Regions from separate parts of the Homo sapiens genome. Here regions 1 and 3 are each linked to region 2. Evidence: chromatin loops called from intact Hi-C (ENCODE). Cell type or tissue: CD4-positive, alpha-beta T cell. All regions are shown on one strand.

Region 1 (8,000 bases), 91 kb before region 2:
AACTAGCATCCATTCTCATGTAGATTTTGCTGCTGCCTCAGGGAAAGTCAGTCCCACAGCGTCCAGGTTCCAGAACACCATTCCGTGCCTGGGGAGGGAATGCGGCACCCTTGGAAGCACCATGTTTGAAGGATACTGCCAGAAGTGTTTCATTGAAGCTCAGAATCAGAGATTTCATGAGGCCAAAAGGACAGAAGAGCAACTGGTGAGACACTTGGAGGAGCTTTCCCTCCCTCCCGTGTGTTCGATGCTTTTTGCTGGAGCGTTTTCTACCGACAGTGACAAGCAGGCTTTCCTCTCTGCCAGGTTCTGTCTCCTCATGATAAAGGATTAATTCAGAACCTGAAGGGGAATGTCCATGTCACTGTGGCTCCCCAGGTCCGAAATGCTACCTCCAATTTTCATGCTCCAAGTATGCTTTCAAATTTATTTTAAAAACAAAGAAACACAGCCATTGCATAAAACTTCTTCAAGCCTCCAAAAAGCCAGATGGTGATCAGAGGCTTCTTTGATTTGTAAGAGAAGCACAGACATCTAAAAAGCAGCCCTTCTTAAATAATCCTTTATCATAAGGAGCGAACAGACAGAGCTTCCCAGGGGCCTGCCTCCACCTAATGGCGCGTCAGAAAAGCCAGCTTTGACAGATAGGTGTGTCGCCTGTTGCTCACAGAATGGTAGGGAAGCTATGTAAGAACAGTGGTTTTTGGTCCCAACAGAAGAGAGCCAGGGAAAGTTTGCAGGCCAACTTAGGCTTGGCGGTTTTCCTCAGCCTCCCTGGGGGCCAAGTCAGCTTTCCTTGAGACTGGAAAGAAACATCCTTCGAGAGCTCTGGCTCATAGACTGCAATGCTCTCCTGTTCCCTTGCTCAGGCAGGTAAAGCTCTTTGTAGACTCCACACTCTCCAATGAGATTTCATTGTGCTCTCCCTAAGAAATGTGAGCAATAGTTTCCTGACTTTTTAATGATCTGCCTGTTCTTTCCACTCAGAGATCGAGCCAGCGCAGAGATGTGCCTCGAACCACACAAAGCACCTCAAGGCCCAAGTGCGCCCGGGCCTCCTGCAAGAACATCCTGGCCTGCCGCAGCGAGGAGCTCTGCATGGAGTGTCAGCATCCCAACCAGAGGATGGGCCCTGGGGCCCACCGGGGTGAGCCTGCCCCCGAAGACCCCCCCAAGCAGCGTTGCCGGGCCCCCGCCTGTGATCATTTTGGCAATGCCAAGTGCAACGGCTACTGCAACGAATGCTTTCAGTTCAAGCAGATGTATGGCTAACCGGAAACAGGTGGGTCACCTCCTGCAAGAAGTGGGGCCTCGAGCTGTCAGTCATCATGGTGCTATCCTCTGAACCCCTCAGCTGCCACTGCAACAGTGGGCTTAAGGGTGTCTGAGCAGGAGAGGAAAGATAAGCTCTTCGTGGTGCCCACGATGCTCAGGTTTGGTAACCCGGGAGTGTTCCCAGGTGGCCTTAGAAAGCAAAGCTTGTAACTGGCAAGGGATGATGTCAGATTCAGCCCAAGGTTCCTCCTCTCCTACCAAGCAGGAGGCCAGGAACTTCTTTGGACTTGGAAGGTGTGCGGGGACTGGCCGAGGCCCCTGCACCCTGCGCATCAGGACTGCTTCATCGTCTTGGCTGAGAAAGGGAAAAGACACACAAGTCGCGTGGGTTGGAGAAGCCAGAGCCATTCCACCTCCCCTCCCCCAGCATCTCTCAGAGATGTGAAGCCAGATCCTCATGGCAGCGAGGCCCTCTGCAAGAAGCTCAAGGAAGCTCAGGGAAAATGGACGTATTCAGAGAGTGTTTGTAGTTCATGGTTTTTCCCTACCTGCCCGGTTCCTTTCCTGAGGACCCGGCAGAAATGCAGAACCATCCATGGACTGTGATTCTGAGGCTGCTGAGACTGAACATGTTCACATTGACAGAAAAACAAGCTGCTCTTTATAATATGCACCTTTTAAAAAATTAGAATATTTTACTGGGAAGACGTGTAACTCTTTGGGTTATTACTGTCTTTACTTCTAAAGAAGTTAGCTTGAACTGAGGAGTAAAAGTGTGTACATATATAATATACCCTTACATTATGTATGAGGGATTTTTTTAAATTATATTGAAATGCTGCCCTAGAAGTACAATAGGAAGGCTAAATAATAATAACCTGTTTTCTGGTTGTTGTTGGGGCATGAGCTTGTGTATACACTGCTTGCATAAACTCAACCAGCTGCCTTTTTAAAGGGAGCTCTAGTCCTTTTTGTGTAATTCACTTTATTTATTTTATTACAAACTTCAAGATTATTTAAGTGAAGATATTTCTTCAGCTCTGGGGAAAATGCCACAGTGTTCTCCTGAGAGAACATCCTTGCTTTGAGTCAGGCTGTGGGCAAGTTCCTGACCACAGGGAGTAAATTGGCCTCTTTGATACACTTTTGCTTGCCTCCCCAGGAAAGAAGGAATTGCATCCAAGGTATACATACATATTCATCGATGTTTCGTGCTTCTCCTTATGAAACTCCAGCTATGTAATAAAAAACTATACTCTGTGTTCTGTTAATGCCTCTGAGTGTCCTACCTCCTTGGAGATGAGATAGGGAAGGAGCAGGGATGAGACTGGCAATGGTCACAGGGAAAGATGTGGCCTTTTGTGATGGTTTTATTTTCTGTTAACACTGTGTCCTGGGGGGGCTGGGAAGTCCCCTGCATCCCATGGTACCCTGGTATTGGGACAGCAAAAGCCAGTAACCATGAGTATGAGGAAATCTCTTTCTGTTGCTGGCTTACAGTTTCTCTGTGTGCTTTGTGGTTGCTGTCATATTTGCTCTAGAAGAAAAAAAAAAAAGGAGGGGAAATGCATTTTCCCCAGAGATAAAGGCTGCCATTTTGGGGGTCTGTACTTATGGCCTGAAAATATTTGTGATCCATAACTCTACACAGCCTTTACTCATACTATTAGGCACACTTTCCCCTTAGAGCCCCCTAAGTTTTTCCCAGACGAATCTTTATAATTTCTTTCCAAAGATACCAAATAAACTTCAGTGTTTTCATCTAATTCTCTTAAAGTTGATATCTTAATATTTTGTGTTGATCATTATTTCCATTCTTAATGTGAAAAAAAGTAATTATTTATACTTATTATAAAAAGTATTTGAAATTTGCACATTTAATTGTCCCTAATAGAAAGCCACCTATTCTTTGTTGGATTTCTTCAAGTTTTTCTAAATAAATGTAACTTTTCACAAGAGTCAACATTAAAAAATAAATTATTTAAGAACAGATTGTGATGTTTTCAATTGATGAATGCTGAAAGAAAAAGAAAGGCTTGGATATTAAGACTGTGCTTCCTAAGCAGCTTTATTTTGAGGTGCACCTGAGCAATGCACACATCTCTCATCCATGGTAGCAAGGCAGCTTTTCATAAATAATAACTGTATGAGGTCCAGGCCCAGTCCTCAAGCACAAGCCCCCGCTTGACAATGAAGACACTCTTCCTCTGATGGGAAGAGGAAAGGGATGCTAGGACCCTGTGGCCCTTTTAAGCTTCCTGCCCTAAACTTTTATAAAGTGAAGAAAGAGAAAACAAGAGGGAGGAGGAGGGAAAGACAGGAAAGAGAGAAGTAGGCAGGCAGGAAGGAAGACTGATGTAAGATCTCCTGGGTCAGACAAAGCAGAGGAGGCAGCGTGGCTGTGCTGGCTGCCAGAACCAGGAAATTAAAAAATAACACATTCCTCCATGCGCAAGCCTTCATCCCCACCTCCCATCCAGTACAAATGGACTCACAGACGACTGATTCAGCAGGACTGCGCAGCTCCCAGAATCTACTTTTTTAAGCTCCTCGGGTGATCTGGATGATCAGCCAGATTTTAGAATCACACTTTAAAAAATATATTTATAATTTTTTTTTAACTTTTTAAAAGTAGAAAACTTTAATAAGAAAGTGACAAGTACTATAAAGAGCCACTCTATAGCCATCCTCCAGTTTCAATAATTACCAACGTTCTGCCCAATTTGTTTCATCTATCACATCCTCTTTTTTGTTTTTCCTGGACTACTTGAAAGCAAATCCCAGATATTGTGTCTTCATACCCATAAATATTTCAGTGTGCACCTCTAATTGAATAGAATATGTCCTTTTAACATAACCACCATTATCAGAGCCAGCTAAATTATTTTATTCTTTAATATCCAAATTCCAAGTATGTATTCTAATTTCTCAGTTTATCCACCATACAAGACAAAGTCTTATTGCTTTCGTTTAGTAAGGATCTTTTCTTTTTTTTTTAATGTTTAGCAATATTTATTAGGACGTATACCTACCTTATGATCCAAAAATTCCAATCCTAGGTATACACTCAATGGTATACACTCTACTCCTAGCTATACACCCATAAAACAGAAATGCATGCATATGTTCACCAAAATATGGTACTAAAATGTTCATCTCAGCAGTATTCATAATAGCTCCAAACTACAAACGATCCAAATGTTCATTAACAGGAGAAAAGAGAAATATATTGTGGTATATTCATATAATGGATTATCATATAGCAGTAAGAGTGAATAGGCACCTGTAGTTCCAGCTACTCAGGAGGCTGAGGTGGGAGAACTGCTTAAGGCTACAGTGAGTTATAAGGCTCTATTTATTTATTTATTTATTTTTGAGACAGAGTCTTTTTTAAATTTTTTTTTATTATACTTTAAGTTCTGGGATACATGTGTAGAACGTTCAGGTTTGTTACATAGGTATACATGTGCCATAGTGGTTTGCTGCACCCATCAACCCATCATCTACATTAGGTATTTCTACTAATGCTGTGCCTCTCCTAGCCCCCCTACCCCGTGACAGGCCCCAGTGTGTGATGTTCCCTTCCCTGTGTCCATGTGTTCTCATTGTTCAACTCCCACTTATAAGTGAGAACATGCAGTGTCTGGTTTTCTGTTCCTGTGTTAGTTTGCTGAGAATGATGGTTTCCAGCTTCATCCATGGCTTTGCAAAGGACATGAACTCATCCTTTTTTATGGCTGCATAGTATTCCATGGTGTATATGTGCCACATTTTCTTTATCCAGTCTATCATTGATGGGCATTTGGTTGGTTCCAAGTCTTTGCTATTGTGAATAGTGCCCCAATAAACATACATCATACATGTGCATGTGTCTTTATAGTAGCATGATTTATAATCCTTTGGGTATATACCCAGTAATGGGATTACTGGGTCAAGTCGTATTTCTGGTTCTAGATCCTTGAGGAATTGCCACACTGTCTTCTACAATGATTGAACTAATTTACACTCTCACCAACAGTGTAAAAGCATTCCTATTTCTCCACATGCTCTCCAGCTTGTGATGTTTCCTTTTTTTTTTTTTTTTTTTAGATGGAGTCTCACTCTGCTGTCACCCAGGCTGGAGTGCAGTGGTGTGATCTCAGCTCACTGCAACCTCCATCTCCCGGGGTCCAAGCGATTCTCCTGCTTCAGCCTCCTGAGTAGCTGGCACTACAGGCACCCGCCACCATGCCTAGCTAATTTTTATATTTTTAGTAGAGACGGGGTTTCACCATATTGGCCAGGCTGCTTTCGAACTCCTGACTTTATGATCCACCTGCCTGGACCTCCCAAAGTGCTGGGATTACAGGCATGAACCACCATGCCCGGCATTTCCTGACTTTTTAATGATCGCCATTGTAACTGGCATGAGATGGTATCTCATTGTGGTTTTGATTTGCGTTTCTCTAGTGACCAGTGATGATGAACTTTTTCTCATATGTTTTTTGGCCGCATAAATGTCTTCTTTTGAGAAATGTCTGTTCATATCCTTCACCCACTTTTTGATGTTTTTTTTTTTTCTTGTAAATTAGTTTAAGTTCTTCGTAGATTCTGGATATTAGCCCATTGTCAGATGAGTAGATTGCAAAAATTTTCTCCCATTCTGTAGGTTGCCTGTTCACTCTGATGATAGTTTCTTTTGCTGTGCAGAAGCTCTTTAGTTTAATTAGATTCCATATGTCAATTTTGGCTTTTGTTGCCATTGCTTTTGGTGTTTTAATCATGAAGTCTTTGCCCATGCCTATGTCCTCAATGGTATTGCCTACGTTTTCTTCTAGGGTTTTTATGGTTTTAGGTCTTACAGTTAAGTCTTTAATCCATCTTGAGTTAATTTTTGTATAAGGTGTAAGGAAGGGGTTCACTTTCAGTTTTCTGCATATGGCTAGCCAGTTTTCCCAGCACCATTTATTAAATAGGGAATCCTTTCCCCATTTCTTGTTTTTGTCAGGTTTGTCAAAGATCACATGGTTGTAGATGTGTGGTGTTATTTCTGAGGCCTCTATTCTGTTCCGTTGGTCTATATATCTGTTTTGGTACCAGTGCCATGCTGTTTTGGTTACTGTAGCCTTGTAGTATAGTTTGAAGTCAGGTAGCATGATGCCTCCAGCTTTGCTCTTTTTGCTTAGGATTATCTTGGCTATATGCGTTCTTTTTTGGTTCCATATGAAATTTAAAGTAGAACCACCATGCTCAGAATTTCCTGACTTTTTAATGATCGCCATTGTAACTGCCATAAGATGGTATCTCATTGTGGTTTTGATTTGCATTTCTCTAGTGACCAATGATGATGAGTTTTTTCTCATATGTTTGTTGACTGCATAAATGTCTTCCTTTGAGAAATGTCTGTTCATATCCTTCACCCAATTTTTGATGGGGTTTTTTTTTCTTGTAAATTTGTTTAAGTTCTTTGTAGATTCTGGATATTAGCCCGTTGTCAGATGAGTAGATTGCAAAAATTTTCTCCCATTCTGTAGGTTACCTGTTCACTCTGATGATAGTTTCTTTTGCTGTGCAGAAGCTCAGAATTTTTCTAATTCTGTGAAGTAAGTCAATGGTAGCTTAATAGGGACAGCATTGAATCTATAAATTACTTTGGGCAGTATGGCCATTTTCACAATATTGATTCTTCTTATCCATGAGCATGAAATGTTTTTCCATTTGTTTGTGTCCTCTCTGATTTCCTTGAGCAGTGGTTTGTAGTTCTCCTTGAAGAGGTCCTTCACATCCCTTGTAAGTTGTATTCCTAGGTATTTTATTCTTTTTGTAGCAATTGTGAATAGGAGTTCACTTATGATTTGGCTCTCTGTTTGTCTATTATTGGTGTATAGGAATGTTTGTGATTTTTGCACATTGATTTTGTATCCTGAGACTTTGCTGAAGTTGCTTATCAGCTTAAGGAGATTTTGGGCTGAGACGATGGGGTTTTCTAAATATACAATCATGTCATCTGCAAACAGAGACAATTTGACTTCTTCTCTTCCTATTCGAATACTCTTTATTTCTTTCTCTTGCTTGATTGCCCTGGCCAGAACTTCCAACACCATGTTGAATAGGAGTGGTGAGAGAAGGCATCCGTGTCTTGTGCTCATTTTCAAAGGAAATGCTTCCAGCTTTTGCCCATTCAGTATATTAGCTATGGATTTGTTATAAATAGCTCTTATTATTTTGAGATATGTTCCATCAATACCTAGTTTGTTGAGAGTTTTTAGCATGAAGGGGTGTTGAATTTTGTTGAAGGCCTTTTCTGCATCTGTTGAGATAATCATGTGGTTTTTGTCATTGGTTCTGTTTATGTGATGGATTACATTTATTGATTTGCATATGTTGAACCAGCCTTGCATCCTAGGGATGAAGCCAACTTGATCGTGGTGGGTAAGCTTTTTGATGTGCTGCTGGATTCAGTTTGCCAGTATTTTATTGAGGGTTTTTGCATTGTTGTTCATCAGGGATATTGGCCTGAAATTTTCTTTTTTGGTTATGTCTCTGCCAGCTTTTGGTATCAGGATGATGCTGGCCTTAAAATAAGTTAGGGAGGAGTCCCCTTTTTCTATTGTTTGGAATAGTTTCAGAAGGAATGGTACCAGCTCCTCTTTGTACCTCTGGTAGAATTCGGTGGTGAATCCTCCTGGTCCTGGGCTTTTTTTTGGTTGATAGGCTATTAATTACTCCCTCAATTTTAGAACTTG
Region 2 (8,000 bases):
TCATCTTCTTCACATTGAGGAGGCTGGGGGGTGGGGGAGGAAAACGAGGTGTTGGTCTTGCTGTCTCAGGGGTGGCAGAAGTGGAAGAAAATCTGCATATAAGTGGATTCACGCAGTCCAACTCGTGTTGTTCAAAGGTCAACTATATAACCCAGTGAAGGATAAATTTGTTATTACACAGTTCTTACAATGGCCATAAGGTCCAGAAAAATCTGACCATCTCTCTTACTAATCTCCACTCACCCACTGACTCCACTCCAGCCATATTGCCTTTCTTGCTGTCCTGGAGATGCACCAGGTATATTCTTGCCTTTGCTAATCCTTCTGACTGGTGCACTCTTAGCCTTGATATTCTCATAGCTGACTCTTTCCCCTCTGTAAAGTGTGTTTACTATTATTCACTACTTGAGAATATTGAATTCTGCTCTAAAAGATGAGAAAAACAATGGGGTGGATGAAATTTCTAAGATTTGTTAAATATAGTATGTACCTTATAAGACATGTTAAAGAGAGATATAATGAATGAGATATAGGATTTGTAAACCACAAAATAATCAAGAGAGCTATCTCTATAAAGAAAGGGATAGAAGAACCAATGGTAAGGTATGGATCATACCACCTCCAGGCTGACAGCTGTGTCACCCCAAACTGCTTGCCCATGGATGATATGTATTGTGGTCCTTCCTCTGACGCCACATGTGTTCCGCCCAGCAGAATCAGAAAAAGCTCCCAGCTGCTCAACAGGCTAATAATATGAGCCACAGCTATTGACCAGGAGTGCTTGGTGCTGAGTCTCTCTAATAAAGCAAGTGTGCATTGGCCATAGGCACCTCTGTCTGCTGAGCTCCAAGTCTGGTCCTTATATCCTCACCATCGGGGGGAAGGCTAGGGGAGAGAAGGGAACACAGGAGGGGGACAAAAAGAAATAGGAAGAGTATATTAACAATGTGTAAGCCAGCATTCATATACTGTGGGTTCTACCTGCTTCTACCTCATTGCAAGTATTTCATATGTTAACTTACAGCATTTCTTTCCTCTTGCTTCTCATCATGTGTTTTAGGTTGATTTGATAATCTGCATGATTTGAACATCCTAATTTGGTCTGTGAGCCTCTGTTCCATGACAGAACAGCTTGCCTGGTACTTGGAGATTCCCATCTTGTTGAGGTAATTTCCCACGACAACCTCCTTCAAGTCTTTGCTTAAATGTCATCTTCTCAATGAGGCTGATGCTGAATGCCCTGCTTAAAAATGGCAGTTTTCCACTGTCAGCCCTCTTAGCCCACTGTGTTATTTTTCCTTTTTCAAATTATTTTCCAACATATATAATTTACTTGTGTATTACAGTCATTGCTTATTGTCTGCTGATGTTGATGTTGGAGCTGATGTTGATTTTCCCACCTTTGTAAACTGTGAACACCTCAGCACCATACTATTTCCTTCACTCAGGCCTGGTGTGTGACAACACCACAACAAATATTTCTGAGCACCCACAGTGTTCCAGGCACTGTTCTGGGAATGTGGGCTATCACCGAATAAAACTCCCAGAGCTTATCCTGAGATAAACTCTTCAGGTTTGTCTGTTTTATTCGATGATAGCCTACATTTCTTGAACAGTGCCTGGAACACAGTAGGCGCTCAAAAATATTTGTTGTGGTGGTGTCACACACCAGCCCTGAGTGAAGGAAATGACATAGTGATGAGGTGCTCACAGTTTATGAAGATGGGAAAATCAACATCAACTCCAACGCCAAGCAACAACAGTGATGAAAAGTTTACACTGCATAGCCCCAGGAAAGGTGGAACAAACCATGGGTAATTTCAGTACAAAAGACAGGAATAAAAGGAAACCCTAATAACCATCTTTGGACATATGGTAAAAATGTTTAATGTTTCTTGTCTCTCATTTCTAGCAGACTTATAAAAAATAGATTTTTAATTGGTGTTATCAGATTAATTTCTAATAAACATTATTTTCTAAACTGAAGATTGCAAATTCCACTGCTTAGAGGGGCTAAGCAAATAATTAAGAGAAGAAAGAAGAGGGTAAAAGAATAGGGCATGATGTGGATACTGGTGAACTGGAAAATCCAGACCCCGTTCATGAGAATAACTCCTCCTTGGCTTCAGCCAAGAGTCGAGACTCAGGAATGTAGGCCTGATGTTGCCACATCTTTTTGTTCAAGAATGTTCAGAAATCCAAATTCTTCCCCCCGCAAACTTTCCAATTTTTAAAACTTGAGCCAAACAAAATACATTATTTTGGCCTTCCAATTGATGACCGCTGGGTTGTATTCAAGGCCCCTGCCCTCTGTTGTCAGCTTCCTTTTTTAGCCTGCATCACTCTCCTTTCTCAACATAGGTCTTCCTCTCCTTGTAGCCATCTTTATCTGATTAGTCAGTTCAGGCTTCTATAACAAATGATTGCAGACTGGTGGCTTCAAAACAAACATTTATTTATTGCAGTTCTAGAGGGTGGGAAGTCCAAGATCAATATGCTGGAGGATCTGGTGTCAGGTGACGGCCTGCATCCTGGTTTGCAGATGGCGGTCTTCTCATTGTATCCTCATATGGCAAAGAGTTGGAGCAGGGGGTGGAGGATGGTGCTAGCTCTTCTTATAAGAACACTAATCCCATAATGAAGGCTCCAACCTCCTGACATAATTACTTCGCAAATGCTCCCTCTCCCAATACCATTACATTAGGGCTACGGTTTCAAATATAAATTTTGGGGGGAACAAACATGCAGTTAATAATAAAACCCTATTCCGGCAGCACCCTTGTGCGGCCAGTGTTCCATTGAAGATTGCCGCTTTATGCCACAGAACCCATCTCATCCCATCTCTCCAATCCTCGGTTCTTTAAATACATACAGATCAAGACCCATCATATCCTCATAATTTCTCAGACCACTCTTATCTACAGCAATGCATCTTAACAATTTTTATGGCTTTTGGATTAAATCATCTATTGCCTTATGACATTGGACAACTTTCCTATGTACGTGTATTGTTTCCCCAACTAGATTGTAAGATTTTCAAGGGTTAGTGGCCAGTACTAGAGCACATACAGTTGTTGGTGTTAGAAAGATTGGGTTTTAATCTGGTTTTGCTATCTATTAATGTAACATTGAGTTAGTGATTAAACTTCTCTCAGCCTCAGTTTTTTTCTCTATAAAATGCAAATAATATTTCTCCATAGAGATGTTGCAAACTTTAAATGAAATGAATAGAACATGGACATCTTGATGAATAAGAAAAGTACCTGGCAATTAACAACGTAATTGTTTTTATTTCTGTAAAAATTCTTACTGCTTTTCATCCCCTGTGATGCTTTGTGTAAGTTTTTGCCCAACAGAATATTTATAATAAGCATATGTTGTTTTCTGATTCATATAAGAGAACGTTGTCTTTGCTACAATAAGGGCATTTTATGCCTGGATTTAATGTTTGGAAATCTCCAACATAGATTTGAAGAGCACACATATCTCTGATGATTCAATAACAATTTTGCCCATAAACAGGACAGTAAGACAGAGAAAACTTTCAGAATTTCCTTCATTCTTGTAATTAGAGTTTATCTAAAACACTGGTTCTCAAATGGAGGAAGAGGGGAGTTTGCTCCCCAGAGGACATTCAGCAATGTCTGGACACATTTTTGGATGTCACAACTGAAGGACGTTACTAGCACTGAGCGGATAGAGAGAGGCCAGGGATTCTGCTAAATATCCTACCATAAGAAGAACAGCTCCCTGCCCCCTAAAAAAAGAATTATTTGGCCCAAGATGTCATTATCGCCAAGGCTGAAAAACCGATCACCATTCCTAAGATCTCTCCCATCCCAGAACTCCCTGCTAAGTCAAATTAATTAGACTGAGGAGAGAGCAAGTTGGTGACGGACCTGAAGAATAGCCCACGTAAGTGGTGGCTGGTCAGTGCAGAGTCAAGCCGCCAGCTCTGGAAGATCTCTTCCCAGCTTGCAGACTTCTGGAAGCGCTGAACTGGAGGCAGCCTTCTCGTTTCCATCACAGGAAGCCATTGCTGTCAATGTGTGTCTGAATACCGTTTATTCCCTTCTTGAGTAATTTCACTTATTTCCCTACACAATGTAAACATGGAAACCAACATTAATGACCTCTTTGAAGGATATTGAAAAAAATCAGTTTTGAATGCAAGCTGGGAATTATGCTAATGTAAGACTTACTTAAAGGGACTAGAAAACTTTGTAAATGTAAATTCATTCTCATAGTTTCCCAAAGAGACAACTGCTTTCATAAGAAGGTCAAATGTCTGTCTTGCACTCACACATCGAGGCTGTGAATAAATGTGGTTATAGCACTGGTTTCCTCCCTCGGAAACTTCCTACATCAGCAGCTTGGTTCTTTTCTTTAGTTAAATATGATCTAGTTGGAGGTGAAGTGTTTTTCTTTTTGCTTTTACTTTCTTTTTAAATTGCTTTCCCTCCCTCAATTTCTCCAGCCCTTTTTTCATCTTTTACTTCATTGCTTTCTCTCATACTTTATTCCTTCCTTTCTTTACAGTTGTAGGAACAAGAAGAAAAATTCTCAGTTATGTTTGCTTTCCAGGCCTCTATTCATTAATACCTGGGCTTTAAAAGGTTTTTTTTCTCTTCTCTTTTATAACATCATGCTGCCATCCTGTGGCAAATTTAAATATTCAGCTAGTCAAAGAAATGCAGCGTTCAAAAATCACTTAAATACCTGAAAATACACAACCATGCAGTTGGAGCCTCAGTCGACCAAGAGTGGATGCCATCTAACATTGTGATTTAAATCCCAAGGCCCAAAGCTATATTTCTCTTTTCCCTGAAGGCTGTGATTTCTCCCAGGAAGGAGGCATACTTTATTTCCAAACTGAGTATAGAAAAATCCAAGTATAGAACAAATTTGGTACGTAGGCCTATGGCATGTTTGAGGTCCTGAGAAGGAACTTCTGTGGTTTTGAGTGTTTAGAGTGATTTTCTCTCAAGTCGCTGGTGCAGATTCAAGATCTGCTATATTAACATGAGGGAACTGCCCAGGTCAGTCGTGGCGTTGATGTCAACCTACATGAGTAGCCAAAAGTCAAATACTTTGGGAAAGACAGAACACAACACAAAAAAGTTAGGGTGATTATTTTTAAAGATCAAAATAGTATTTGCTCAATAAACAAAGCAAATGTCTATTCCATTCTTGTAGCGGGGGTGTGTATCCTCACAAAATGCACAGTTGATATTTAATAAAAGTTCTCAACCATCTGGATTCCTCAAATGATGCTAGACCTCAAACCCAGCAGGTCCAAGATGGAATTCATTCATCCACTTTCTCATTACCAGCCCCCACATATCACCACACTCACAAGTGTGCACTCACACTCACACACACACCCTATGTCAGGAAATGGCATTACCACCACCCAGCTCCTCAAAGCAAAACTCTAGGTGGCCTCCCTGAAACTACCCCCCACCCACCCCACAATCCAGCACTAAGTCCCTTTAACTTTGCCTCTTAATCTCCTCCTTCCTGTCCCCTTCATCCCAGCCTCATTGCTGTAACCCTAGTCCAAGTGACCAACATCTCTGGCCTAGTTTAGAAGCCTCCTTTCCCATCCTGCCTCCCTACACACACAGACACAAACATATGCACATACACACACACAGACATACACAACATAGTCTCCACACTGCAGCCAGAAGATCTCTTTAAAATACAGATCTGACCACGTTACTGTCTTTAAGTCCTTCAAGAGCCTCCCTTGTCCTCAGATTAAAGTCCAAAACCTCTACCCTGGCCCTGAATCCCTGTCTGCCTCCCCAGCCCCTTTTGCCCCATCTATATTTGGTTATTTAAAGCAATCTCTATTTTCCCTGTTACGAGAAGGTAGACGTTATGGACATTGTGTTTGCTACATAGTTAATGCATTGACTTAACCTACCTCTACACATAGCTTTGAGCAAACGTGAGAGAATAGAATATTAGCATGAGGAAGACAATTGGCTCACTGCCCCAGGTTCCAGGTAAGCACCAGACCCAGCCTGGGGCACTTGCTGAGGGTCCCTTAGCTGGTCTAATGGCAGACGTGGAATTAAAGTCCAGTTATTCCAACAACCAACTCTGAGCACTCTCTGTGGTATAAGGAGGGGTGGGACGGGTGTTTCCTTTGGCGCACATGTTGAAGTGAATAAGGGTTGGGGAATTGGGTGCAAGTCTGGTTCTCAGTGCTTTCATTAGCCTGAATCACCTGCTGTTTCCCTCTGCTTGCTTTCTTTTTGTTTGTTTGTTTGTTTGTTTGTTTGAGACAGAGTCTCACTCTGTTGCCAGACTGGAATGCAGGCTCACTGCAACCTCTGCCGCCTTGGTTCAAACGATTCCCCTGCCTCAGCCTCCCAAGTAGCTGGGATTACAGGCGCCCACCACCAAGCCCAGCTAATTTTTGTATTTTTAGTAGAGATGGGGTTTCACCCATGTTGGCCAGGCTGGTCTCAAATTCTTGACCTCAGGCGATCCACCCTCCCAAAGTGCTGGGAGGATTACAGGTGTGAGCCACCGCGCCCGGCTTGCTTGGCTTTTTAACTCTGAGTTCTGTGGCACTCTTTGTTTAGAAACCCTAAACAGTTCGATTCTATGATTGTGTCGTTTTAGGGTGACCATTACAGAGTGGTTTTGATATGCTCCAGAGAAAGGAAAGAGAAAGAAAACTAATGTTGTTATTCCCAGAGTTCACAGCCATTCTAAAACATTTGTTACTCTCCGCAGTCCAAAGATGAGGAAACTTCTTACTTCTCTGGACCAAAATATCCTCATCTTGGACTGGGGAGAGCAACAGATGTTTTTAGATACCAATCTTGATCTCCAGGGAGTGTGTGTCAGACCTCACAGATGGAATGAGGGGCTCTTAGGAGACATTGCGGGGAGTGGGAGACTATCTGATTTTTGCTATTGAATTTGGTCTTGGGAATTGGCTAAAAGCAGAATTTTCCATTCCCCATCACAGGCAGAAGCACAAACCATAAGCTGGACCAAAATTATACAAACTTTTGTTAGGATTCTAGAAACTCTGTACTATGCTAATTTTTGTTATCTGTATTATATTTGTTACTTGTCTTACATATTTGTGATAAGCAATAATTCCTTTAAAATCAAAAGGACCTAATGACTTATCTTCTGAGATGACTAGGAAGGGAGGGAACGTGGGGAAGGAGGGGACCTGGCCCTCAAGGGACAGTAAAGATAAGGAGGACTGAGTCACCGGAGCCTGCTGTAAAGGAAGAACGAAAGAGCCTAGAGGTATGTGCTTGAAAAGAGGCCCTGGGCTGAGTAAGAAGCAGAAAAGCTGTATGAAGTTCTCTGACAGGTGCAGGGCTGATGAGGGAGTCACTGTGGTTCACACCTGGGTGGGAACAACTAATATACCTTTCAAAACCTTCTTCCCATAAAAGAAGAGTTGGTGGATGCCAAGTTTGCTATATGAATGGCATGCTGACTAAAAAGGGCCAGGTTCATCTGAGAGCATGACTGTTCCTGTTCAGGGCCACCTGGACAGTGGTCCGAGGCATCTGATAAATGTGCAGGAACATGTCACTTATTCTTCACTCATTTTTCTCCTCTAAAACCGAGGACTAGTAGCCACCAGTCTGGGCAACTGGTACAAAGGTGAGTCACAGTCATCAAAAGCCGTAGGCTGTATTCCGCACATTAATCTTTTACCCGCTGTGTTGCATTTATCATGCACCATACATTTAAGGGAAGTCATTTTTGAGGCACGCCAGTGTTAATCTTTCTTTTTTTTTTTTTTCTGAGATGAAGTCTCGCTCTGTGGCCCAGGCTGGAGGGCAGTGGCGCGATCTCAGCTCACTGCAACCTCCACCTCCCGGGTTCAAGCAGTTCTCTGCCTCAGCCTCCTGTGTAGCTGAGATTACAGGTATGTGCCACCACGCCTGGCTAATTTTTGTTTTTGTTTTGTTTTGTTTTGAGATGGAGTCTCGCTCTGTCACCCAGGCTGG
Region 3 (8,000 bases), 630 kb before region 2:
AAGACTTTGCCTCTAAACTTGGAGATGACACCATTCTCCAGAGACAGATAGATCACTGTGGTCATCTGAACAGTGGGTGAGAACATCTGGAACACCTGGAATAGGGTAGGCAGGAAGTAGGCACTCAACGCATGTTTTAAATGGTTGTTACAAATTATTGTTATTGATTGCTACTTATAGAGCAGTTTCCCTGAGTCTAACTCTGTGTAATTTTTTTTCTGATCTTCCTAACCATCCTGCAAGATATAAATTATTTCCATTTTTTGATAGGAAAACTGACTCGACAAGCAAGTCACATGCATGGCTATTCAATGGCAGAACTGGAGCCTGTCCTTGGGTCTGCTTGGTTCCAAGGACTGTGCTTTTCCCTCTGTTCACCTTATCTGAGCAGCCTGTCTGCCAGAATGATGTGTTGTCACCGTTTCTGGGTAGCGTGAGGGCCTGGTAGGGTTCTCCTTTGCTGTATGCCATTGGATCTGCAGTGTGATCCCAGGACCGAGATGGAGATCTGGGGCCAGTGCACAACGTGGGCCAGGCAGTGCATCTCACCATAGCTGTCTCCTCCTGGACCCGATTTTTACTCAAACCACTGGGAAGTGTCAATAGTTAGTCAAAGGCCTTCATTTTCTTGAACTTTATGTCAGTTGTACAGTAGTCTTATCACTGGATTCCGTCTTTCCACAGCATAGCTGTGTAAATGTGGTCAAGTGATTCCGTTATACATGAAGATGGTTGTGCTGTACACAAATGATGCACTTTTTATTCATATAAAAGGCAATCTGTCAAAATGTTCAGTGCTGCTCAATGAAGAAAGAATTTTGGGTGTTTATTTCTTCTTTCTGCTTTTTTATATTTTCACACTAACACACAAATATCTGTTTTGATATATATTTGAGAAATAGTAAAATATAATGGAATCATACACACTTTAGTCGGGCAAATTGGGTTAAAATCTGAGCTCCATGACAGTAGAGCAATTCATTAGATTCTATGAAACTCAGTTCTCTCAGCTTTAAAAAGAAGAGAATGATCTAGTCCTTATAGGATTTTTGTGAAGACTGAGGGTAATAATGTGTGTAAAGTTCTTAGCATAATGCCTGGCACACACTAATCATAATTACCAATACTTACAGAGTGATTCCTATGTACCAGACACTTAACTCATTCAATGCTCACTTATAAGACAAGAGTTCCTATTTTATAGGGAATCCTTGTCAGTCTCCTCTCTCAGGTTTGGAAACCAAGGAGCTAGGAGGTCACTTATGTTGCCTAAGCAGCAAGAGGTGGTGGAGTGGAAACAGAACGGAGGTAATTTGGCTCTCGAAGCTTCTCCCTTAATCACAATACAACAATGCTCTCAATGATACTGTTCTCGGTAATATTCCTCTCAGCCATAGACACCTAGTGAATGCTGGTATACACCATCCCCTTTCCTTATTAGCCAGATGATCTGTTTCTGTGGATCATTCATTTTTGGTATAGTTGGTGTTTAAAAGTCAAAGAAAAACACAGAACCTCCTTTAAAAAACTATTGGCTTGAGTGTGACATCTCTTGTGAAGAAGACTTGAAAAGTAACTACTTAATCATTCCTCCTTCTGTTTTTAACAATTTTCTTTAGTTCCTTTTGCACAAGTCTCCTACATAAACAAGTAGCATCTGATCTCTATGGGAAGACACTTATCTTAATGCATTTTAGTTGCAATTAGTTTTACTAAAGTAAAAACACCATGCTACGTGGCAAAAAAGAATGAGCCATTTGCTATTAATGGGGAAAACAAAACCTCCTTTAACATCATCAGGATTTTAAAATACCTGTTTTTAGCCTACTGACTGATTCAATGTGCTGGAGTTCCATAGAAGAAATAAGAAGGACAAGCATTTTTAATAATCTTGCAATTATTTATAGAAAATTTAATTTTTTTTTGCTTCAGCATGAGAAAATGACAGATGGCAAAAACACCAAATTTATGTCCATTGGTTGCAAAAGACAATGGGTGTTACATATCATTTAAATAACATTCAACAGTGGAAGGAGTCCATCCTCCTTACTGTGCACTTAGCTAAGAGAAATGTGTTATAGGTATTCCACTATATTCTCTTAAAGCAACCATCATTACTCGAGATGTTGGCTTTTTTCTGAATAGTACTCTTACGAAAAAGGCTGAGAGTTTTATATTAACACAAGAATAATTATTTACATTGTTGTCTTTTTATTTAGCTGTTTTAACAGTATGCTAATGACAGGAAGAAAACATACATATAAAATATTGTAAGCATCAGGACATGGTAGGAGAGAGTAAGTCTGGCTCCTGACCATGAAATTTCTTTCTGTGGTTGCCTTCTTAATGGCATCTCTTAAGGTCAGTGGCTTTGAATTCTCCCAATTGTATGAGGTCACTCTGGCAGCACTGACCAAGTAGAAAATATTCAGCTAGAGAACACAATAGCAGAAGTCACCCTTTAAGTGTCCTGCCTTCTATATCATGCAATTGACTCCAAGGCTCCCCACTAAGATGTCACTGTTTGACCAGTTTGCTTTAAAACAGCTTAATTAGCTGAAAGGAAAGCTATGTCTGAGCACGTTTGTGAGCAAAAAACAAAAAGCTCTCTCTTTTCAGAAAGCTCATGCTCTATCTTGTCGGAAATTTTTGGTTCTGAAACAAAACAACATTCCTTTCATACACAGTCAAGTCCCTGACAACAAATTTTTCTGGATCAGAAAATATCTGGTTTGGAGTTATCTCTTTGTGGACATTTGGTTCGTGTTCTGTATAACTAGGTTTGTGTTGGGACCCACAGTCGTATATGGCATTACTAGGGGAATTCTTGCCAAACGCATTTTTAGTTTATTTCCTTGACCTAGCAAGGAGATACTGCTTTCTTTGCATAAGGGCTATGTAGGCTTTCTGATTAAAATCTACTGAACTTTGTAGTAATGGCAGTAACATCAAAGTAACTTAAGTGCTAACATCAAAAACAATCTCATTCCACTTAGTTCATTTGCTTCTCATTAAACATTTTTTTTAAAAAGTTCCAAAGAAACAACTCAGATTTAATTCCTGGCATGACACGTCAAGAAAATCTGTGTCATAATACTTCAACATGGACCTAATTCAACATGGACCTCTTGCACAAATGCACGCATACCACCTGCTATCTCTGGACGTAGAGCCCCGCAGAGAACATGGGAAGGTATATTTAGGGCCCATCTTAAGTTGTTTAAATGCAAGAGAAAATGCCTAGGCTGACAGTGAATGACACTCGTTCTTTTTTGCATGTATTGCTGTGGCTAAACCCATCTGAGAGACACAGGAAACCTGTGTTTTCATTTGTCAAGGCAAATTGACAAGAATTGTTTTCATTTTGATGGGGCTGATGAAAGCATCTACAGAAATCTTGAACTCATGTGAAGGGGTGCCACAGGCAAGCCAGGGAATTGTTACGGAAAAGAGAGAACAACCTATCCCTTTACTACAGCGTTTCAGAAAGCGTTGTGGATTTTTTTTTTAAGTCACAGAAGAAAATCCCCATGCCCCAAACAATATTCTACTGTAAAAACCAAATACTTCCAACAATTAACCACTGCAATATGGCCTGCCTACTCATCCAATTTCTTTCATAGTCTCTTGTCTCGATGCTGATTATCCAATGAGCACATAAATTTCCAGTCGACTCTAGTTTTTTTTTTCACAACTTCTAAGTTATAATGAGCACCAAATTCCAACCAAAGTACATTTTTAAAAATTGCTCTGAGCTCCATAATTTGGGATATCTCTGTAAAATTGTGTGTGTATGTGTGTGTGTGTGTGTGTATGTTGCAAACCTATCTCGAGAACATCTAAATTGTGGTTTGCAAAAACTCAAAAATGATGACACCCTTTGTAAAGTAACATTGGATTTTAAATTGCAATCATAACTTCATTTTTTTAATGGAGAGAAGGATGACTAAATTAGGAGAAAAGTCTATAATCAGGAATATAAATCTTGCACTGATTTCTGGAGGTCACCAGATGAACCAATGCAGCCTTCACACACATCTGCTGTTTTGGCAACTGCTGCCTTTTTCGAGGATACTCATTGGCTCCCGCTAATCATATGCGAGGCCTCCTGGAAGCGATTTGTGCCTCTCCGGGCTGAAACCGGGCAGAGCCTGGAACGAGGCTGCATTGCTCAACTCAAGCTACCACATCGAGCTGCGTGCCACCTTCCAAAGGCCAACAGGCCGGGTGTTGCAGGGGGAGTGCGATGTGGCTGCAGGGTGGGCAGCTGACAATAACCTTTCAAAGCAGGGGGGAGCAGGTTTTCCAGAGCCACTGGAAGGCTGGCATGCAGCCCGCTGGAAGGAGCCAGTATTTTCAGGAGAGGGGTTCATGCCCACAAGGTGGCATCATTGGTGCCAACTTCAGACGGAGGCCCTGGGCTAGTTTATCTTTGGAGGTGATGTGCTTTGCGGGTAGATCAGGGTGAAGTCAGAAAAAACATTCACGTGAAATAATTCACACCTTAATGAAGCTGATTCTTTTAATACACATAAACAGCAGTGAGGAGAATGGCAAATAGCATTGCTTTCTCACTGGCTATTGTGCTGTCAGGCAAGAAGCCAAAGGCCAAGTGCCCTGGACAGAACTGGCTATAAATTAATAATAATAGATATTGGACACCCATCTGTCATGGAACACACCTCTAATAAATGACTGTGATTGTAAACTGTTGACTTTCTTAATGGCTAACAGAGTGATGCACTTCCTGGGTTCCAGGCTGAGCTCAGATTCTGCATCTGCAAGTTCTGAACTGGGAACTGGAATAAAAACATACTTTTTTCCATTTGTAAAAAGCTACAAAATATTGTCTGTATGTTTAATAATGCAGAGAAATAAGGTACTAGAGCCTTTTGCATCAGTGCAGACTTGGGAAGAGTGTAATTCAAGTGCAAGAGTCTGTTCGTGACTGGTTTCTTGCTTTTTGCATTCTGATCAATTCCCTTTCCATTAAATAATGATAGTTTCACCTTATCTGTGAAACTTTCTTCAGGTTAGGGAAGATCAGCCTCACTGAGTTATGCAGATACAGGATATAAGTATAGTCCTCTAGAAAACAGTTCCTCATTAAAGTATCCTAAAGCGAACAAAATCCTTTGCTATAGGTTACTTTCATTTTCATAACGGATAATCGTGTTTTATGTTTATAGTTTTATGTCATCTTGCGTTTAAAGATGCACATATCTGCTTTATGGAGCGGCTTGGTCTTAACTGAAGCTGGCCACTTCACACATTTGCCCAGCTCTGGAGGCAGGCAGGCTGGGGTTACACTTGCGAGCACACTGCCTTTGGCAAGGAGCCTGGAGGACGGGTGCGGGTGAGGGGCTGAGGGGAGGGGGGAAGTGTAGAGTTCTCCCAGCAGAGCAGGGGTGAACCCTGGCTGAGCGTCCACTGAAGGAAGCCCGCCGAGCCTTTGTGCCTTGACATCATTCAAGAAGGGGAGAAAATAAAGAGAATAAAAAAGATCTACTATTTTTGAAAGCTCCCCTCATATTTCACTATTTTATTTAACTCCGCTCCCCTCTACTCTTATTTTCATCTCTCCAAAAACATAAAGAGTTGGTGAAGACAATAGGGCGAGAACATGCTTCTAGTGTCCATATATTCAAATCTCTCTTAAGGTCCAGAACTTCACTCCAACACTGATGTAAAATAGGTATTTTTCTAAGAAGTGTATTTACGCCACATGATATATTGTCTCTGAGTCACTCATGTACCCATAAAATGTTTTCATGCTACTTTCAAACTGTAGAATTACTTTCTGGTGGGCTATCTTTTCAGATAACAAAGTTAAACATTTCTGAAGTTAATATGATATTTGCTTAAAGGTGCTTTGTTATATACTTTGATCTCTGAGTAATAATAACATGACCAAAAAATGGTCTCTAGATCTCTTTAATAATTTATAACTTCTATGTCCTCACTGAGAATGGGTCCTCCTTTCATTACCTTTACCCAGGTTTCTTGTGGATAATTACTGAGAAAAAAATAAAGAACTTATTAAGAAAATTGTGGTGGAAATGGTGGCGGGAAGGAGAAATGCGCACATAATTTTTTATTGCTATTATCATTATATTATTTTTACTAAGATGGCGATACATGCAGAGAGATGTTTATCTCAAAAGAAGCTCAGAAAACTCGATCTTAACTGAAGAATACAAATGTGTGAAGTCACCGAAGGAATGATTGTATTTTTAAGGCTATTTTAAAAGAGAATTTTACCCTGAAGATGGGTACATCTAATAAGTATCAAGAAAAAATTAATTATAAAAAGGACTGTATTAGCCAGTTGTTAATTTGTTAAATTGAGATCATTGTTAAATGCACTTATGCTGACATTTTCACTGGCAAAGTCTTAGCTATAAGAAATACAGTAGTAGGTGCATTAGTTTTTTTGACACATCTCTATGCAGATTAATATATATGACTCAAGTATTATGCTTTTAGCTTGTCAAAGAATGATACTAAACCACTTATAGTTTTTGTTACATCTGAGCTGGTAATAATTTGTATAAAATATGTATAAGAGAATAAACTGAAAAGTTAAAAGAGTAAATCTAAAGCCACGGGAATCATGAAAGTGCAGGGCAACTTATTTATGTGTGTATAAAAATAGTTTTCTTTTTATTACTTCCTTATTACCTATAAAAGACACCTATTTGGATATATACTTATTTAATCTTAGCTTAAATAAAGGAAATCAGATTCCTATGTTATTGTCTTTGCTGCTTATGTTTACTCCAACTTGTATTCTCCAGATTTCTTGAGATTTCTCAAACCTCTGACAAAGCCCACCCATATACGACAAGGACAGAAACCTTCTTTCCACTGAGCAGGCTAAGCAGAGAACAGACACCAACAGCGTGGTTGAGGTTTGCTGAATGTAGGGATCAGGGCTTGGGGTAGCAGAACCCAGTGGGGTTGGGGGTATGTTGGTTGTGCCGCAGTGGTCATGTCAGTATCCAGGTCAGCTCTGTGGAACGCTCAGAACCTGGGAGGCTGGACAGTCTTCTTCCTGGTGTGTCTGGGGTTGGTGGTCCAAGATTAAAATCAAGGCAGCTCAGGCACAGGGTGAGCACCCTTGCTTTCCTGATTAGTCCTTCCTGAGCATCCTCCTCTCCTACAGTGCCCCATATAGCAGGCTGAATCTCCTTGCACCTTACAGGAAGGAAACTTACTTCCCTGAGATCCTTCTTGGAGTTTCAACAGGAGATCCATACTTACATTCCCATGTATTCTCTGTGGGATGGGATTGCACAGGTGGTGGATAACTGGGCCAACCCGAGAACACAACCAGAAACCAATCACATGTCAGGGGACTCCTCTCTTTCCTTTTGGGCACATGCCTTTTCTCTTCTGAATTGCCAAGGAAGGCTGGAAGTACCTACTTTGAGGATGCCCATACATAAAACATTTGATAGACTGAAAGTCAAAAGGAAACAGATAAAAGAGTCTGGTAGGGTAGAAAAGAAAGCTGCCAAAGGAACTTCCAAGGTTCAATTTCTTTCCTCTTAGATATGTGACTCTGTGGTGTACACAACCTTAAGGCATAATTTCTGGCCCAAAAGCAAAGAGGAAGCGATTCTGCTTTTGTAGTGTGGAGGTGAACACTAGCTGTGCCAAAATGTCCTTGAAAATACCTTCTGTATTTTATACAGGGGAAGAAGGAACAGAAAATGAATCACCTATGATGTTCCTTGTCTGCAGCAGAAAGAGAAAGTGATTTATTAGCTTTTTATTCCAATTTATAGAAAGGTATGAAAAATAAATTTGATGAGAATACCTGGAGCATACTAATTAAGCAAGTCTATAATTTCCCAAGCTGTCCTCTATTGGCTCTTTTTATGAAAGTGTTCCTTTCATACCAATGCAACCTCTCACAATAAAGCAGGATTTCTAGTCAAAACGTTTGTCCGCTGTGATGCTGACAGCTGCCCAGTGGGATGGGGTCATATAACAGC

What was found. Peaks named below come from ENCODE experiments on the same cell type or tissue, not always from the same donor. Only the 100,000 strongest peaks of a DNase experiment are listed, where the experiment ranks them.
Region 1: it touches region 2 in a loop (4-fold over the local background); 4 of 110 quality-filtered maps call a loop at or near these places.
Region 3: it touches region 2 in a loop (2.5-fold over the local background); 4 of 110 quality-filtered maps call a loop at or near these places.

What each region holds. Positions count from the first base shown.
Region 1 is chr6:137,880,048-137,888,047 of GRCh38, forward strand. It overlaps TNFAIP3 (TNF alpha induced protein 3), which reads left to right. Exons shown (of 9, transcript NM_001270508.2): 8 at 24-205; 9 at 988-3,265. The coding sequence ends at 1,272. Among named protein-coding and RNA genes, the nearest start is that of WAKMAR2, 16 kb to the left of the region's middle. In CD4-positive, alpha-beta T cell, no CTCF peak of the experiment used is centred here; DNase peaks (open chromatin) are centred at 1,414, 1,434, 2,744, 3,704 and 6 weaker places; H3K27ac peaks cover 2,759 bases.
Region 2 is chr6:137,971,183-137,979,182 of GRCh38, forward strand. No RefSeq gene overlaps it. Among named protein-coding and RNA genes, the nearest start is that of SIMALR, 29 kb to the left of the region's middle. RefSeq lists an enhancer at 4,353-4,462. In CD4-positive, alpha-beta T cell, CTCF peaks have their summits at 4,708 and 4,909; DNase peaks (open chromatin) are centred at 4,329 and 4,659; H3K4me3 peaks cover 700 bases; H3K27ac peaks cover 2,339 bases.
Region 3 is chr6:137,337,707-137,345,706 of GRCh38, forward strand. No RefSeq gene overlaps it. Among named protein-coding and RNA genes, the nearest start is that of IFNGR1, 120 kb to the left of the region's middle. In CD4-positive, alpha-beta T cell, CTCF peaks have their summits at 4,388 (motif pointing right) and 4,590; a DNase peak (open chromatin) is centred at 4,395; H3K4me3 peaks cover 860 bases.